2 separate regions of the Homo sapiens genome follow, and region 1 is linked to region 2. Evidence: chromatin loops called from intact Hi-C (ENCODE). Cell type or tissue: K562. All regions are shown on one strand. Each heading gives the region's core, and the rest is flanking DNA. Links, peaks and the distances in the headings are about the cores only. Region 1 overlaps HOMER1 (homer scaffold protein 1). Region 2 holds the start of LOC102724530 (a long non-coding RNA gene).

The links. Hi-C counts contacts between places; a loop is a spot of excess contacts. Peaks named below come from ENCODE experiments on the same cell type or tissue, not always from the same donor. Only the 100,000 strongest peaks of a DNase experiment are listed, where the experiment ranks them.
Region 1: a loop joins it to region 2, with 2.2 times the contacts of the local background. A loop is called at or near these places in 2 of 110 quality-filtered maps.

Annotation. Positions count from the first base shown.
Region 1 is chr5:79,462,265-79,466,665 of GRCh38, reverse strand. All of the region lies in intron 1 of HOMER1 (homer scaffold protein 1), which reads left to right. Among named protein-coding and RNA genes, the nearest start is that of HOMER1, 50 kb to the left of the region's middle. In K562, for the core only: a CTCF peak has its summit at 1,757; a DNase peak (open chromatin) is centred at 1,785.
Region 2 is chr5:79,344,100-79,348,500 of GRCh38, reverse strand. LOC102724530 (a long non-coding RNA gene) reads left to right here and starts at 487. Exons shown (of 3, transcript XR_001742756.1): 1 at 487-684. RefSeq lists an enhancer at 1,161-2,360. In K562, for the core only: no CTCF peak of the experiment used is centred there; a DNase peak (open chromatin) is centred at 1,830.

The sequences.
Region 1 (4,401 bases), core at 197-4,196, 120 kb before region 2:
ATTACTTTCTTTAGATTTCCCAGGCATATACTGTCAGTTCTCAGAATTTAGCTTGAGTTAGTGGAAATCATTTGGGAAGAGGAGAATATTTAAAGTCAAGTAAAATGGAATGTGCCATATCAATTCTAATTGTAATTTATTTATTATTATTATTATTATTATTATTTTTGAGACAGGGTCTCCTCTGTTGGCCAGGCTGGAGTGCAGTGGCACGATCTCAGCTCACTGCAGCCTTGACTTACCTGGCTCAGGTGATCTCTCCTGTCAAGTAGCTGGGACCACAGGTGTGCGCCACCATGCCCGGCTAATTTTTTGTAGAGATGGGGTTTCCCCATATTGCCCAGCTGGTCTTGAACTCCTGGGCTCAGGCAATCTGCCTGTCTCAGCCTCCGAAAGTGCTGGGATTACAGGTATGAGCCACCACACCCAGCCTAAAAATGTAATTTTAAATGTGATCTATCAGGCATACTTGATATATTTTTAAACACTGAAATTTTACCTGAAATGGATGGGGTTTTTAATGGGTGGTAAGGACAAAGTCACTTGGCAGTTATTTAATACATACCAAGCAAGTTTCTTTGAACATTGAAGATGTTGCTTAAATGTGCATTGAATGAGGTTGCTTGCTTTTTACTCTGAATTTCAGCATATTCCTTAATACTTTATAGCTACTTATTAAAGTGGCCAAGAGTAAGTACTAAAATCTCTTAATAACTAATACCATGTCCTATAGATTATAAAAACTACTCTTAAAGTAAGAGGTGACATATAAGAAATGTAAACAGTAGCTCACGCCCGTAATCCCAGCACTTTGTGAGGCTGAGGCCGGCGGATCACGAGGACAGGAGATCGAGACCATCCTGGCTAACACGGTGAAACCCCATCTCTACTAAAAAATACAAAAAATTAGCAGGGTGTGGTGACGGGTGCCTGTAGTCCCAGCTACTCGGGAGGCTGAGGCAGGAGAATGGCGTGAACCTGGGAGGTGGAGCTTGCAGTGAGCCAAGATTGCACCACTGCACTCCAGCCTGGGCGACAGAGCGAGACTCTGTCTCAAAAAAAAAAAAAAAAAAAAAAAAAAGAAGAAATGTAAACAGTACTGTTACTCTTTAAGTGTATTTTTATATAATTTAAGAATCTTAATTTCCAAATGGAAATTTTAGATTTGATATTTTCTTCAAATACATCAATTAAATACTTAATGTCATGAAAATATTTCTGATAACTATAATGCAAACAATTATTTTTTAAAACCTTTAATTTCAGTGTTCACCCAACAGATTAAAAGATCAAGGAATTCAGATCATACATTTTTTTTTCTTTTTTAAAGAGACAGGGTCTTGCTCTGTCACCCATCCTGGAATGCAGTGGTGTACAATCATAGCTCGCTGCAGCCTCCAACTCCTGGGCTCAAATGATCCTCCTGCCTCATCCTCTTGAGTAGCTGAGACTATAGGCATGTGCCACCACAGCCAGCTAATTTTTAAATTTTTTATGGAGGCGAGGTCTTGCTGTTGGCCAACCTGGTCTGGAACTCATGGGCTCAAGCGATCCTCCCGCTTTGGCCTCCCACAGCACTAGGACTACAGAGGTGAGCCACTGTGCCTGGCCAGATCATACAATTAAAAAAAAAAATCCTTCCAGAAGTCTCGATACTTCTATTATAGCAAGGTTACTTTACAATTTTGTATTTGCTATAGAGTAACTTCCAGGTTTTAAAAAACATGCACCTGCTATATTTTTGGTTCATCACTAGGTGGAGTTGTTGCAGTATAATTATGTGTTGGGTAGCCATTAGCAGAAAAACCTTTGCATTCTTCAAAGTTCGTATATGGTTTTTAAAAAAGAACATTGTATGTATAAGCAATCAGCTTATTACACATATCATGGCATAGGGACATACAGTTGGTAGTATGTTATATTATGCAGTCATAATCTCTGAGCAGCATCAAAACAGGTATCTTAATGAGATTTTTCATGGGGTAGGATATATGTATGAGAAAGAGAGGAGGTGGTGAGATTTAAACCAGTTCCCTGATAATCGTGTGGAGTTTCAATTTATATTATTAAGTTGTACAGGATAATTCTTTCTAGGAAATTCCAGTGCTTGAGCTGCTGCATCCAAAGTCATGCTATGCCACTTCATAGTGGCACTGAAACTAAATTCTCCAGCCATTACCTATCAAGTTAAATGGTAATTAGTGTCCGTCTATTCCTGGACTTATCCTTGTCATTCTCATTTTGGCCTGAACAAGTATTGTTCAGCTTCTCTTGCCACTTCAGTCACCCAAAAGCAAGCTGAGGGTAGAATGTTTTTTGTCTTACTTTCCTGTTTACTTCAAATCAAGGGGGATGTTTTTGTCGGGAATTGGATGTACCTTCAGCACCTGTAGTCCTACAGTTAGGCATGTTTGGATTTCGCTCCTCTCCTACTTTCCCTTATTCCTCTCAGTTGAGTTCCAACCTGTTAAAATTGTCATTCTTTGATTCTTTGGCAGTCTTCAAAAATGGCCCCTAAAGCATTATTTTCCATCGTTAATTGTTATGTAAGTGTAATTTCTTCACAGTGCCATTTTAGAAAGATATTTTAATACCTATACAAGGTTAAGAAAAATTAAACAATACCTAAAGGATAAGAAAGCGAAGTAATTGAGCCCCATCCCCAGAAGCAACTACTTTTAAAAAATGTAATTTTTATTTCTTTTAGTGGTTGCCTCCATAGCTCTAATAAGCTCTTATATTACTATTTTTTTAATTGAAAGCTTTGGATTTTAAATCCTTATTGCAGAAAGTCAACTAGTGGTGAATTTTTGCCAGTTCCACATTTACCTTTCCATTTCTTCCTCTTCCCACCCATCTCAATGCAGTTATTCTTATAAATTGCTCTGTTGGTTCTACAATTTTAAATGGGGACCCCAAAATCAAATTGTGTATACTGTGGGGTGGTGTTATGAAGTGAATGAATGACCAGTGTGTAGCTTGTATAGTTCTGAACTGCCACCAATTACAGTATTGGGGGGGCATGTTAGTGCAGAGTTTATTGTAAGTAAGCCTCTTTCCTCAGTTTTCATTTGCATAGTTTTTTAAATGACAACTGTTTGAAACAATTAGCAAACGTATTATCATATAGAAGCCTGGAGATAAGGTGATTTGTTGGTCCAGTGACATCATCAAGGAACCAGAGTCTTTGTTTTTCCGTATGCTATTATCGACAGAGAATGTTGGCTTTGGTCTCAGGTATGCGCCCCTCACAGCACTAAGGGTTTCTTTAGGTCCTGATGTCACATGCAAACATACCGTTTCAGAGAATATTCCTTCTTACATGTGTACTGTCTGTGAGTGTACCTAGAAGTTTCTAGCAAACTTTTCTTGGTTATTTCTTGGAATTGTTTCAGAGGTCCATTCCTAACCCAACTTCTGGCAAGAATGGGATTGCCATGATTATCCTTAGCGAAGCTCACAGTCATATGGAAGAGGGTAGAGTATCTGAGGTTTGTTGGGGAGCAGCAAGGAAGAACAGTTGGTAGATAGTCAGCGAACAGGGTCTGCAGCAGAGTCAAATCCTCAGTGGAAAATATTACCAGCCTTATTTCTAATACTTCTTAGAATACTTAGAATACTTTCAGGCTACTTTCTTTTGGAAAATTAAAAAGAAAGGAAATTATTTGAAACCATAACCTTCTTTATAATCTCCTTTGCTGCAGTAGCCATTTGTACTTACATATCTGAAAAGGATACTTCTAAGCTAGGCATTAAAGGTATACCAGGAAATGTACAATTTCTCTTCCTTTCCTTGAGTTTGATTGTATTTATTGGACCTATGCCTTTGCACTCTCTTGGGATGAAGATTTACTGGTTAATCATATAATATTTTTGAAAGTATAGACTTCATTGGTAACTGTAAAACAGCATCATCATTGATTTTTAAAAATCAGAGCTATCCAAGTGATGAATGTTAACTGTCTGCTTTTTTTCTAGACCAAAACTTATGTATCTCCTGGAAAATAGTTTTTTGTTTTGCTCTAGTTTTTTTATGATCCTCGTTTCTTTCTTATTACGCAGATGCCTGAGAGCTAAATGTAGTAATTCTTTATGTCAGCTCTAGTGAGTTTGAGTAAGTCTTGTTTTTAAAATAAAATTCTGATTTTATTACTTTTTTCTCAGGGTTATCTTAACATTCTTCCAGTTTTCCACATCCATAGTAAGTTTTAGCATCCATCACTGTATGTAGTACTTTTAAAGAATTGTAGCTCAAGATGAAGAACTTGAGAATTATTGTTACACCAATTTCCTAGAATTCGTTTATGAATCAACAGAAAAATACTCCAGTAAGCTTTTCTTATGTCAGTAAAGTAGTTTGAATTACTTACTGTTCTGGTTATTCATGTAAGAAGTTACCGA
Region 2 (4,401 bases), core at 110-4,109:
GGATCAAATAAAGGGGGTCATTATGATAAAAAGTGGGTGACACCCCCATTCCTCACCTAGAGAACTTACTTAGCCTTCCCATACACCTTCTTCAGTAAAAATCTCCCTTCAACTTAGATTTCAATGTGAAGATTTTGGTTCCACCTTGACTGAATACTGGAATAGTTTTTGTTGCAGACTGGGAGCCAACAGTTTACCTTCAGAGTGAGAATATGTATGGGTTCCTTAAAAACATGCAGTATGGCCGGGCACCATGGCTCATGCCTGTAATCTCAGGACTTTGAGAGGCCAAGGTGGGCGGATCACTTGAGGTAAGAAGCTTGAGACCAGACGCCAACATGGTGAAACCTGGTTTCTATTAAAAATACAAAAATTAGCCTGGCGCAGTGGCGGGTGCCTGTAATCCCAGCTACTCGGGGGGCTGAGGCAGGAGAATAACTTGAACCTGGGAGGCAGAGGTTGCAGTGAGCTGAGATCGAGCCACTGCACTCCAGCCTGGGCAACAGAGCAAGACTCCGTCTCAAAAAAAAAAAACAACAACATACAAAAATGCCTTTGGGATTCAGCGTAATCTGCAGGTTATAAAAGCAACTGCAAGGATGATAGGAGCTTTTTTCACCACAGCCTAGGATGCCTTTGAGAAAACCGACAAATTTGAAAACATGATAAAGGTAACATCTCTCTGTAAGTTGTTATTTCTTCCTCTTTATTATTTGGGTCAAATAATTTTTGAATTTCATTTCAATTCTTTTCACTTTGTGAAGAAAAAGTCATTCCAAGAAACCAACTCTAAGTCATTCCATTCTAACCAATATATTCTTTTCATATCATGAATTCTCTTCTCAATGTTGTTTTTCCTGAAGGAATGAAGTAATTTTATTTGCTGTTGAGGTTATGGTCAAATACTTCCAAGTGACATGTTTCTTCCTCAAAATATGCATTTTTTTATCTACCTGATTGTAACACTCAAAATATTATGCATCAAGCAGCGTCCCGTCTAAAATAAGATTTGCTATCTTATTGCTAAAAGTGATCTTATCAATATCCCTCCAGGAATCACGCATGCTATTGACAATAGACAGCAAACATGAATTGATTTTTTTTTTTTTTTTGAGATGGAGTTTCACTCTTATTGCCCAGGCTGGAGTGCAGTGGTGCCACCTCGGCTCATCGCAACCTCCACCTCCAGGGTTCAAGCGATTCTTCTGCCTCAGCCTCCTGAGTAGCTGGGATTAAGACATGCGACACTACACCGGCTAATTTTGTATTTTTAGTAGAGACGGGTTTCTCCATGTTGGTCAGGCTGGTCTCAAACTCCCAGGACCTCAGGTGATCCACCCGCCTGGGCCTCCCAAAGTGCTGGGATTACAGGCGTGAGCCACCACGCCCGGCCGAATTGATTTTTTTAATTAGAATTTTATGAGGCTTATTTTCAGATTAGGAAAGAGATGTGCTCAATTAAAGATTTCATTCCATTTTTATTGCAAACAAGGATGAAAAAGGAACAACTATTTCCACTGGATTCTACTTGAAGGAATTCAAAGTTCACTACTGGCAGTTTGACATTTGTCAAAGGTGTGAGGTGTTTCCACAGAGGTGTTGACCTACTCAAACTGCAAAGGCCTAGCTGTTTGAGTGGGCAGTGCTGGCCTGGGGCAAAGTGATGGTCCGTCCACATGACTGTTAAGTCTCAGGGCTGGGGTTCTGTCAGAAACTCATGCTAAAAACGACTTTTCCTCATCAGATTCTAAGTTGAGAAGATGTGTCATCCAATATAAATGATGACTAAGGCCACTCCCAGCTGTGACAGTGCACAACTCTAATAGTGTGAGTCAGCTCCCAGAGCCAGGGGGCTCTTCTTGACATTTCCTTCCATGAAGAACTCCGCACACGTGCATTTGCCACGCGGTGTTCTTCACACACGTGACCTGCCACTATCTTCCATGCAGCTTGTAACTCTTTGTTGTTATTGTTTTGGGGGTTATTTTTGTTTTTAGTTTTTAATCAAGCATGATTGTTTTGTTGTTGTTGTTGTTGATTTTGTTTTTTTGTTTTGTTTTTTAGACAGGGTCTTACTCTGTTGCCCAGGCTGCAGTGAAGTGGCATGATCTTGGCTGACTGCAACATCTGCCTCCCAGGCTCAGGTGATCCTCCTGCTGCAGCCTCCTGAGTAGCTGGGATTACAGGCATGTGCCATCACACCTAGCTAATTTTTGTACTTTTGGTAAAGACGGGGTTTCACCATGTTGACCAGGCTAGTCTTGAACTGCTGACCTCAAGGGATCCACCTACCTTGGCCTCCCAAAGTGCTGGGATTACAGGTATGAGCCACCGCGCCAGCCTTTCTGGTTTTTTTTAGACAGGGTCTCATTCCCATCCCCCAGGCTGGAGTGTGGTGATGTGATCACAGCTCACTGCAGCCCCGACTTCCTGGAATCAGGTGATCCTCCCATCTCAGCCTTCCAAGTAGCTGGGACTAAAGGTGTGTGCCACCATGCCCAGCTCATTTTTGTATTTTTTGTAGAGACAGGGTTTCACCTTGTTGGCCAGGCTGATCTCAAACTCCTGGGCTCAAGCGACCTCAGCCTCCCAAAGTGCTGAGATTATAGGCATGAACCACTGTGCCAGGCCTGTATATAACTTCATTTTTGGCAGGTACCTTCATCTCACCAGGCCCTAATTTCCTCCTCTGCAAATGAGGGAAATGATGTATAACTTGTTAAAACCTCTTCTTCCATCCCTGTTATATTCAAAACATTCAGAGAAAGAGAACGTTAAAAATCAATGCCTCCAAAGAAACTCTAACCTTTTTTTGCATTGAGGGCAAAGGTGTGTCTGGCAATCATTTATTGTTTGCCTCAGGATTTTGTGAACTTTCTTTAAACATACACCTACCATATGATCCAGCCATTCTACTCCTATTTACTCAAGAAAAATAAAAATACACGTCCACACTCAGACTCGCACATGAATCTTTATTCGTAATATCCCCTGGAAACAACCCAAATACCCTCCAAGGGGTAAATGGATAAATAAAACATAGTGCATCTATACAATGGGTTACTATTTAGCAATAAAAAGAAACACATGTTGGTACAAGCAACATGAACAGATCTCATTATGCTGAGTGGAAGAAGCCAAACACAAAAGGACATACTGTTTGATTCTATTTATTTAAAATTCTAGACTCAAACCGATCTATATAGTGACAAAAAGCAGGTCGGTGGTTGCCTGTAGCAGGGGATAGAAGACAGGACTGCAGAAGAGCCCAGGAATCTTTTGGTGGCCATGGCAGTGTTGTGATCTTGGTGGTGATGGTAGTTTCATGGTGTATACAACTGTCCAGACTCATCCAGTTGTATACTTTAAGTCAGTACAACTTGTTTGTAACTTATGTCTCAATAAAGTTACTAGGGGGATCTTTTTCGTAAGCTGCTGACTGTTGAATCTGGGGCTAGGAGAAAGGTGTCATGCGCAGCCGAGAAGTTGTGTGGAACCGCGTCATCCAAAAAGCATTGATGAACCTCTGCTTGATAAGTCAGTGGGTTTTTTTTTTTTTTTTTCTTTGAGATGGAGTCTCGCTCTGTCGCCCAGGCTGGAGTGCAGTGGCGCGATCTCGGCTCATTGCAAGCTCCGTCTCCCGGGTTCACATCATTCTGCCTCAGCCTCCTGAGTCGCTGGGACTACAGGCGCCCGCCACCACACCTGGCTAATTGTGTTTTTGTATTTTTAGTAGAGACGGGGTTTCACCATGTTAGCCAGGATGGTCTCAATCTCCTGACCTTGTGATCCGCCCGCCTGGGACTCCCAAAGTGTTGGGATTACGGGCGTGAGCCACCGCGCCCAACCTGAGCCAGTGTTTAAGACTCATGTGAAACATTGTGGAGAGCCTTTTGGTTTCTGGGAAGCCTATGTGGATTTGTAGAAAAAGAGTTTATCTTATGGTTTTGGGTAAAGCCCCTGAGCAGAGAACTAGCTGGGGACTGAACAGGGTCTTGGGTTTGTGGAGCCCTTCTCTTTCTCCAGTCCCCTATGCACCCCTGAGCGCCAGCTGCCGACGGCAGGCAGCCTCTGGGTTTAGCAGGCCAGGCCCCTAGAGACCTATTTCTTTCTGCACCCTGCCCTGCAGTGGTGTGGCTTCCTCGGGGGTAGATTCCATTTTACTTCTTCCATGCCGTATTCAGAAACTAGAAGGCTGGAGAGTGTGTTCTTGTTTTATTGCCCACTGGAGTAACCTAGTTCAGTTGGAGGGGCTCAAAGAATCATAGGTTGTAGTTTTTGGAAGAAACCTCAGAGAGTCTACTGTCCAACCTCCTCATGTCCTGAAGGAGGAAACTGAGGCCCCGAGAAGCTAAGTGACTGGCCTCAGGGCACACAGGACGAAAAGCCACGGCCCTCCAG